3 separate regions of the Mus musculus genome follow, and regions 1 and 3 are each linked to region 2. A link is a loop called in an ENCODE intact Hi-C map of the cell type or tissue named here. Cell type or tissue: heart. All regions are shown on one strand.

The links. Hi-C counts contacts between places; a loop is a spot of excess contacts. Peaks named below come from ENCODE experiments on the same cell type or tissue, not always from the same donor. Only the 100,000 strongest peaks of a DNase experiment are listed, where the experiment ranks them.
Region 1: a loop joins it to region 2, with 2.6 times the contacts of the local background. A loop is called at or near these places in 16 of 42 quality-filtered maps.
Region 3: it touches region 2 in a loop (7-fold over the local background); 16 of 42 quality-filtered maps call a loop at or near these places.

Annotation. Positions count from the first base shown.
Region 1 is chr14:14,101,234-14,103,733 of GRCm38, reverse strand. Atxn7 (ataxin 7) reads right to left here. Exons shown (of 12, transcript NM_139227.4): 12 at 1-427. The coding sequence ends at 410. Among named protein-coding and RNA genes, the nearest start is that of Psmd6, 18 kb to the left of the region's middle. In heart, no CTCF peak of the experiment used is centred here; no DNase peak of the experiment used is centred here.
Region 2 is chr14:13,959,841-13,962,340 of GRCm38, reverse strand. It overlaps Thoc7 (THO complex 7), which reads left to right and starts at 1,028. Exons shown (of 8, transcript NM_025435.3): 1 at 1,028-1,156. The coding sequence starts at 1,138. It also overlaps a transcript of Atxn7 not described here. In heart, a CTCF peak has its summit at 1,394; DNase peaks (open chromatin) are centred at 650 and 1,340; H3K4me3 peaks cover 2,284 bases; H3K27ac peaks cover 1,885 bases.
Region 3 is chr14:14,011,542-14,014,041 of GRCm38, reverse strand. Atxn7 (ataxin 7) reads right to left here and starts at 1,551. Exons shown (of 12, transcript NM_139227.4): 1 at 1,292-1,551; 2 at 673-969; 3 at 387-455. The coding sequence starts at 958. In heart, CTCF peaks have their summits at 832 and 1,491; DNase peaks (open chromatin) are centred at 991 and 1,431; H3K4me3 peaks cover 2,472 bases; H3K27ac peaks cover 1,798 bases.

The DNA of each region.
Region 1 (2,500 bases), 140 kb before region 2:
CTTCTGGAGCCTGACTGACAGATGGCAAAGAAAAAGGAAGGCAAGGCTACAGAAATGATCCTCCCCAGCCAATCTACTTCAAGAGTGACTCCATGATATGCTCCAAATGAAAAAACAAAACAAAACACAATACAAACACAAACTTCTCACGGATTGGGAGCAAGCAGTCCAGACCACTTTAACACTGAGAGCAATCCGGTGGCTGAGGTGATCCAGTGTTCTTTACCTGTACTCACTGCTACAGACACAGCTTCGGGAAATCCTTGTCAAACAGCCAGAGGTTACCCTGAAGGCCCACAGGAGTTAGAAAAAGAGACTCAAAGGCATCGTGGAGTCCAGAGTGCTGAGCAGAGGCGTAGCTTGTCTTCAAAAATGTCTGGATTATTCCTTCCAGTGGTACTGTCAGCTGTCAGGGTCGTGCCTTTGGCTTTCAAAACAGAGGGATGAGGAGATACATAAGTAAGTGGCTGGATGCAGTGCTCCCGACTCTACACCAGGGTATCATCCCGTACCTAAGCTCCCTGACCTGCTGGGGTCGGGGAAAGCCATTACAGGACCAGCCTGAAGCTTTGTTTTTCAAAAAACAAAAACAAAACCAAAAACAAACGGGCAACAAGAGGCCGCTGTGTGGAGGTCTAGCCCTCCGGTTTCCTTCTAATCTAAGGTGGAATTTTTTGTTTGTTTTCATTTTTTAAACTTGTGTCCTTGAAGGTATTCTAGGCTGTTAATTCAGAAAACTCGATGTGCTAACACACAGGTCTGGAGGTCTAAACCCAAGGCACTGCTTACAGCATAGGGAGAGAACTCTGGCCTTCCCACGGGGTAATTTAAAATCTAGAAGCCAAGCAAGAACGGATTTGCAGGCCAGGGAGGGGCTACACACTGCTATGTTGTGGGCTCTGTACTTCACTTCTCTGTTCAGAGACTAGCCAATCCAAGCACAAGTATCCTCCACAAGAGATAGCAAACTTGTGATTTCTACTTCTCTACAAAAAGTGTTTATTTTGTTTTCTGACAGGGTCTCTCTGTGTAGCCCTGAGAGACCTGCTTGCTTCTGTCTCTAGAATGCTGGGATTTAATACATGTGCCATCATGCCGTTTTAGGGATAGCATTCTTTAAAGTACTTTTAAGTCATGAGTTCTGAGATTTGTATGCAGCTGTAAGATTCCTCCCACTGACAGATAAAGTTGAAAAACAGCTTGTAAGGTTCACATATGTCCTCTGATTGGAAGCCACAGGGTTCCTAGGATTTGTGAAGTATAATAATAAAAACAAAAACAAAAACATCCTCAACAGAGGAAATCTTTCTACAATGTAATCTTGAGCTGAGATTGATTTTCAGAACCTAAATTTAAAGACCACCTGGTCTTCTTGGAGACGAGCTCCAACCCTATCATAACAGGCAGAAGGAAAACACTTTGGGATCATGACCCAAATTGTCCAACAGGTACGTAAGCTGTAGCTGACTTTTAAAATGGGGGGGTGGGGGTGGTAAAGAGAAAATTCACATGTGAGCGCAGCTCTGCAATTTCTCTTTAAACTGGCGACAAGACAGGAAAGAGCTGCTACATACCCGTGGGACAATACCCATGCCCACCCTCCCTAAGCACTGTTAGTCCCTGCTGTCTAGAACGACCACCTCAACCTTCAGCATTCCCATCAGTTACCTGTGAGGAGAAGTAAGGTGAACACAAGTGTAACGGTCTACATGAAGGTGGGGTACAATGCTGCCCCCTCTCCTGGGAGGATACTACACTCAGAGGCAGTTCTGAGGGATGAGTATATTGTTTCTTGCTGTGTTTGTACTTCTGCTACATGAATCATAACTATGAGTAACTACAAAACACACTAAGAGCAAAGTTCATATTTGCAATAAGGCCAACACAAGCAGCCAGTTTGAAAATAAGTAGCTATCTCCCCCAGTAATTCTGACATTATCAATTCACATAAATACTAAAAAAAGTAAATTACAATAGGAAGTGCCTTCTTATTTTCTGAAAAATCCCTAAGCAGTTAAATTCTGAGGATGAGGAAAAGGGAAAATAACATAAAAGAGAGCCTCACTTTTTAAGTCAGGGCTCTGGGGTGCTGCTTCTGCAATTCCTGTTCGTAAGCAAGGAGAGAAGATATCCTGATGGATGAAATAACAGGATGAGAGATGAGCTGGAAGTGGTGCAAAAGAGGCTGGAACACAGAACTGTGTGACTGACAGTCAGAAGGAGCCAATGGAAAGCCAGGAACAGACAAGACACAGCACAAGAAGTCACGACTACTCTGAACCCAGTTAGCCACCTCCCGCTCATGGGAAGCACGATACTGTCTTCTAAGTATGCACTCGGAACAGGCGTCAAGCTCCAGCCACGCCGGCACTAATCTTCTCCCCTAACTCTCTTGAAAATAGAAAGGGGTGCGAGTTAACCAGAATGCCTGGAACTGCTCAAGAGGAGACGCATCCTAAGGTTGGTTTGTTGGTTTGTTTGTTTGTTTTGTTGTCTTAAG
Region 2 (2,500 bases):
AAACAAAAACCTGGGTTATAAAGTCAAACTCTACCCTGTTGGAGGTCAAATCAACTCTCAACAGGAACATGGTTCCACTAGGAGAACATTCCTCAATGTTGAATCAAAATGATTTTTTGTTTTGTTTTGTTTTGTTTTGTTTTTTTGTTTTGTTTTGTTTTGTTTTTTGTTTTTCGAGACAGGGTTTCTCTGTGTAGCCCTGGCTGTCCTGGAACTCACTTTGTAGACCAGACTGGCCTCGACTGCCTGCCTCTGCCTTCCAAGTGCTGGGACTAAAGGCGAGCGCATTCACTGCCCGACTCCCCCCCCCCCCCCGGGAGGGGGGTGGTTTATTTCATTTTTCAGAAGAGATGACACTATAACCTGCAGTGTGTTCTAGAAATGTGTACTCCGCACCCCCAAGTAATGTGTTTGCAATGAGCAGCACCCCCACCCCCAACACCTACTTTCAACTTCCCTTTAAGAAGCAGTTTTTGAAAAGCAAAGTTAGTATGAAAATGAAGGCACCCCATCTGGATTCCAGCAGCGAGGGAGAACTGGATGAGAGGTGAGAACCGGAGGGACCTGAGCCCTGGGTCCTGAGTGACGCTCCCCAGACAGGTGACCAAGTTTCTTTCCCCCGCTTCGCCAGCACCCGCCAGAGCTCAGGAAGGGAGGATGGCTTGCCGCGCCCGCCTCAAGAATACGGGTTCGAGACCCACGGCGGCAGTGGCCGCGCCCCCGTCCCACCGGAGCGCACGGTCGGGGCAGCCCGGGACAGAGGTCACCTGGAGCGTCAGGCGCGGAGCCCCGCGAGCGCGCGCAGCCCGAAGCTCACCTGGCGGCTGGCCGCGGCCTCCAGGGCGGCCTGTGGGCGCGGGCAGGGCGGGACGGCGGTGTCCCCGGGCCCAGCCGCCGCCGCCCGCCCTCCCGCCGCCCGTCTCGCCCTTCACCCGCCGGCCGCTCCGCGCCCCAGGAGAGCGGCGAGCGCGGGTCCGCGGCGGCGCGGCGCGCGCGCCGGCGCGACTCAAAAGTCGGAGAGGGCGGCGGGCGCCGCCGCCTCCTCCTCCATGACTGTTTACCCGGCTGCATTGTGGGAGTTTGACCTTCGCCGCCAACCGCCGCCTCAGCTCGGCCGCCGCCGCCGCCGCGCACGCCATGGGAGCCGTGACTGACGGTGAGGCCTCGGCGGGTGCGGGGACGCGGGGCAGCGCCGGGATCCGGGCCGTCTGGGGTGGGGGGCTCCCGGGGCGGTGCGCGGCGGGGAGAGGCGCAGGGCGGCTCGCTCGGCCCGGGCGATGCAGTGCCCCGAGGGGGCCGCCTGGGGGGCTTCCCGGGCCGGGCTGGGTCGGGCCCACGGGCAGCGCGGCGGGCCCCAGGGAGCGCAGGAGCTCGGAGGGCGGTGGAGTGAGGACCCCGAGCTGGGGACGGCGGCTAAGAGGAACAGGGGTGTCTGGAGGGCCGGTCGGGAAGTGTATCTGGGCGACTTACAAGGTAAGGCGCCAGCATGGGAAGAGGCCGGCGGCTTGGACCGCGGCAACAAAAGGAAGGCATGTTGGAGCGGGTGAGTTGTTGGCCTGAGTGGATTAGGAGTGATGGATGGTGGACAGTAGATGTCTGTGGGCTGAGAGCAGAAATAAGAGCGCGTTTGGGAGAAGGATGGACTGACACGATAGGCAACTGGAGCAGGAACTGAGAAGGTACCCGCTTTGGTAGAAAGGTTCCGGTGGCTTGATGTTGTTTGATGGGCTGATCAATAGCTATGGATCCCAGTGGAGAAACAGGGGACTTCCAGAAATGAACAACGATCGGCCCAAATTTGAGGACGGGCCGAGGAAATACCGATGTGGGTATAAATAAAGGCCTCGGAACTTGGTAGGGGGGATTTTAACCTTGGTTTTGTTTTTTTTTAATTCGAGTTTAATTTATTCAGGAAGTACTTAGCTTACTTCTAGGCAATACTTTACTGAACACGTTTGATACCCAGAAGCAGCAGGTAAAGGTGTTTCCTCTTATACGTCTGCAGTGGCTGTAAACATTAAAAATTGGTAGGGTGGCTGTGTGTGTGTGTGTGTGTGTGTGTGTGCGCGCGCGCGCGCCTGCCTGCCTCTCTTTGAGCTGTCTCTGCCTCCCTCCCTCCCCCAGGCAGGCCACCCTACTAGAGTGGCAGTCAGAGGACACTTGCTGAAGTCACTTCTTCACTTCCACCAGATGGGTCCTGGGAATTGAACTGAGGTGGTCTTTCTACTGGTGATTAGAAAACTTGACAAATTTGCTTTCCCCCTTCCTTTGAAGGGTAAATAGGTGTTTTAAAACTGGAATTACAAGTGACCAACCACTTGCCAAAATGATGAAAGAAATTCAAGATGGCATATAGAACTTAGAAAACTTTACACCATGAAATTTCCAAGATCAGGAAAAGCCAGTGAAAGGGTTTTTGTTGTTATTTGGTTTGGTTTTGAGACAAGGTCTTGCCAGGCAGTGGTGGTGCACACCTTTAATCCCAGTACTAGGGATGCAG
Region 3 (2,500 bases), 52 kb before region 2:
GTTTGGTCAAGGCTCCTGCTCTACAGCATCCCCAGAAAGGCACTACTTTCCAAAGCTTAGAACTCTTTCTTTCCCCAGAAAGGCACTACTTTCCAATGCTTAGAACTCTTTCTTTCCAGGTGTTGTCCATAACTAAAGAGATATATGTTAAACTCCCTGCCTGCTTCCTATGCCCATCACTTTGAATTGCCCTTTCCAGAAGGGATCCAGGTTGCTGCCCATTACAGAGAGCCCCTAGAAATGAGATTTCTTCCTAAATGTTCTACCCACCCTCTTCCATCCTCTTCAGCAGAGACCTCAATGTGGCAAGCAGGGAAGGTGGGCTGAAGCAACAAGAAAACTTCCCCAAGGTTGGGTACAAACTCCACCAGGGGGGCTGGACTCACCTTCCCGGCAGAGCCCCATGACTTCGCGGTTTTTCCCAAACTCCTTGAAACTTTCATCCAATTCGGTCCCTAGGAGATATACACACACAGGAGGAGGGGAGAGGCAGGTCAGTGGCTAGGAGTGTGACGCACGCTCACGCACGCTCCGGGTAGGTGTGGGCACCCAGCAGAAGATAGCATCTCTGACCCCCGTGGGGGCGGCCACAGGACACGGCGCGGGGGAGGGGATCGGGGCCAGAGGAGGGGGGCGGGGGGGCGGGGGGAACCAGGAGGCGTGGACACTCACCATCCTTCCCAGGAAGTTTGGAAGCTTCCACCCACAGATTCCACGACTGTCCCAGCATCGCTTCGGGACTGGGCAAGGGCCTGCGCTCCCCAACCGTCGCCATGGCGGCGGCCGAGGTGGTGGTGTCCCCGGTGCCGCCGTCCTCCGCCCGTGGGCGCCGCAGCGGCGGGTGCTGCCGCTGGGGCTGCAGAGGCTGTGGCTGCTGCTGCTGCTGCCGGGCGGCCGCTGCTCCGCCCGCCGCGCGGCGCGGCTCCCCCCTGACGTCATCCGCGGCCCGCTCCGACATTCTTTCCGCTCCTACAATGTAACAAAAAGGGGGAAAAGAGTGGCGCGGGGGCCGCTTTTAAGGAGGCTCCGCGGAGTTCCGGCGGCGTGCGCGGCCCGCAGGCCCGCGGTGCTGTCAGCCCCCGGCCCCTGCCGCCGCCCGCCTCCCCGCCCGGGCGCAAAGTCCGCGGCGCCACCGGCTTTCGCTTTCGCCTCCCGCGGCCCTCGTAGGGCGCCGGCTGCGGCTGCCACTGCGGCGCTGGCCGCCCTGCCGGGCCCGGCTCGGGAGGCCAGCGCCCGGAGCCGAACTGCCGCGACCTCAGGCCTGCCTGCGCCCCGGCCCGCGGCTGCCCACCCTGCGGGCGCTCGCATCCCGGCCCAGCCGGCAGCCCCGCTCCTTCCTTCCGTCCGCGCGTCCGTCCGAGCGGCGGCGCCCGGCCGGCTCCCTTAAGCGGAGGCGCCTCCTGTCGCCTCCTCCCCCTCGCCGGTCCCTCCCTCTCTGCTCGCTCCGGCGAAGTTTGCACGTCAAGCCCCCGGAGTGGAGCCAGGGCGAAGTCGGAAACGCAGCCACCTATGGAAGAGCCTGCCGGTCGGCCCCGGCGCAGTAACGAAAGCGTCGCCCAGGCCCTCCCTCCGGAGCCCCGGGCACCAGCAATTCGCTCTGGGCTCGCGGGAGGCTGCACAGTAGCTGGAGCATGAATGGGAAGCAGCCACTGTGCGGACGCCCAGAAACCAAAGCTGCCAGTGGCAGGTGTGAAAATGCCGCCCAGGTGTTAGCCCAGGCGTCCGCATCGAGCCCCTGCTGCTTGGCCAGCCAGGAACGTGCACTTGAGTGCCCACAACTGAAGGTCACACTGTGTCCTGCGAACTTGAATTTCTTCTCCAGCAAGAAGGAAGCTACAAAATCAGTGTATCACTTTAAAGTTGGGTTGTTAGTCTCTCACTATTTATGGCTGTCTTTCCTAGAATCCGATGAGACCCCCATGGCTTAAGGAATATACCAGACGTTCGTCAGATTTGGATCACAAATTAATAAGCACTAGCACATACAGTCACCCCCTCCCCGACCATCAAACAAGTAAAGCACAGGAGTGGACCACCACAGGGTGCCTTTAGTTCCTATTAAGCTGTTATCTCATTTCAGTAAAGCAGCATCTTTTTAGCCTGCTCAGAGCCTCAGGCTTACAGGTGCCTTCTGGGACTGTATGAAGAGGTGAGCTTTCTCGACTTGCTGCTATTATCTGTTGGCTTTGGGGGGGGGGGCAAATATTTAGTAAGACAGATGTGACCAACATCTCTGTTGAAGTACAAAAAACCTTTCAAATGTTAAAATGAACGCAAAAGTGCATATGAAAATGTTTCCATAATATATTAAAGCCAGGACTTGGAGAAGGGGTTTGACATAGGTGCAAGTTTAAAAGCTTGAGCTGGGTGTGGTATGCACCCAGAGTCCCCAGTGTTTGGGAGGCTGAAGCAAGTGTGCAGCATCGTAATACAGGTGAGACTGAGAAACACAGTAAGAGCTTGTCTTAAATAAATAAAGCAGAAACACAATTTCTGTGAG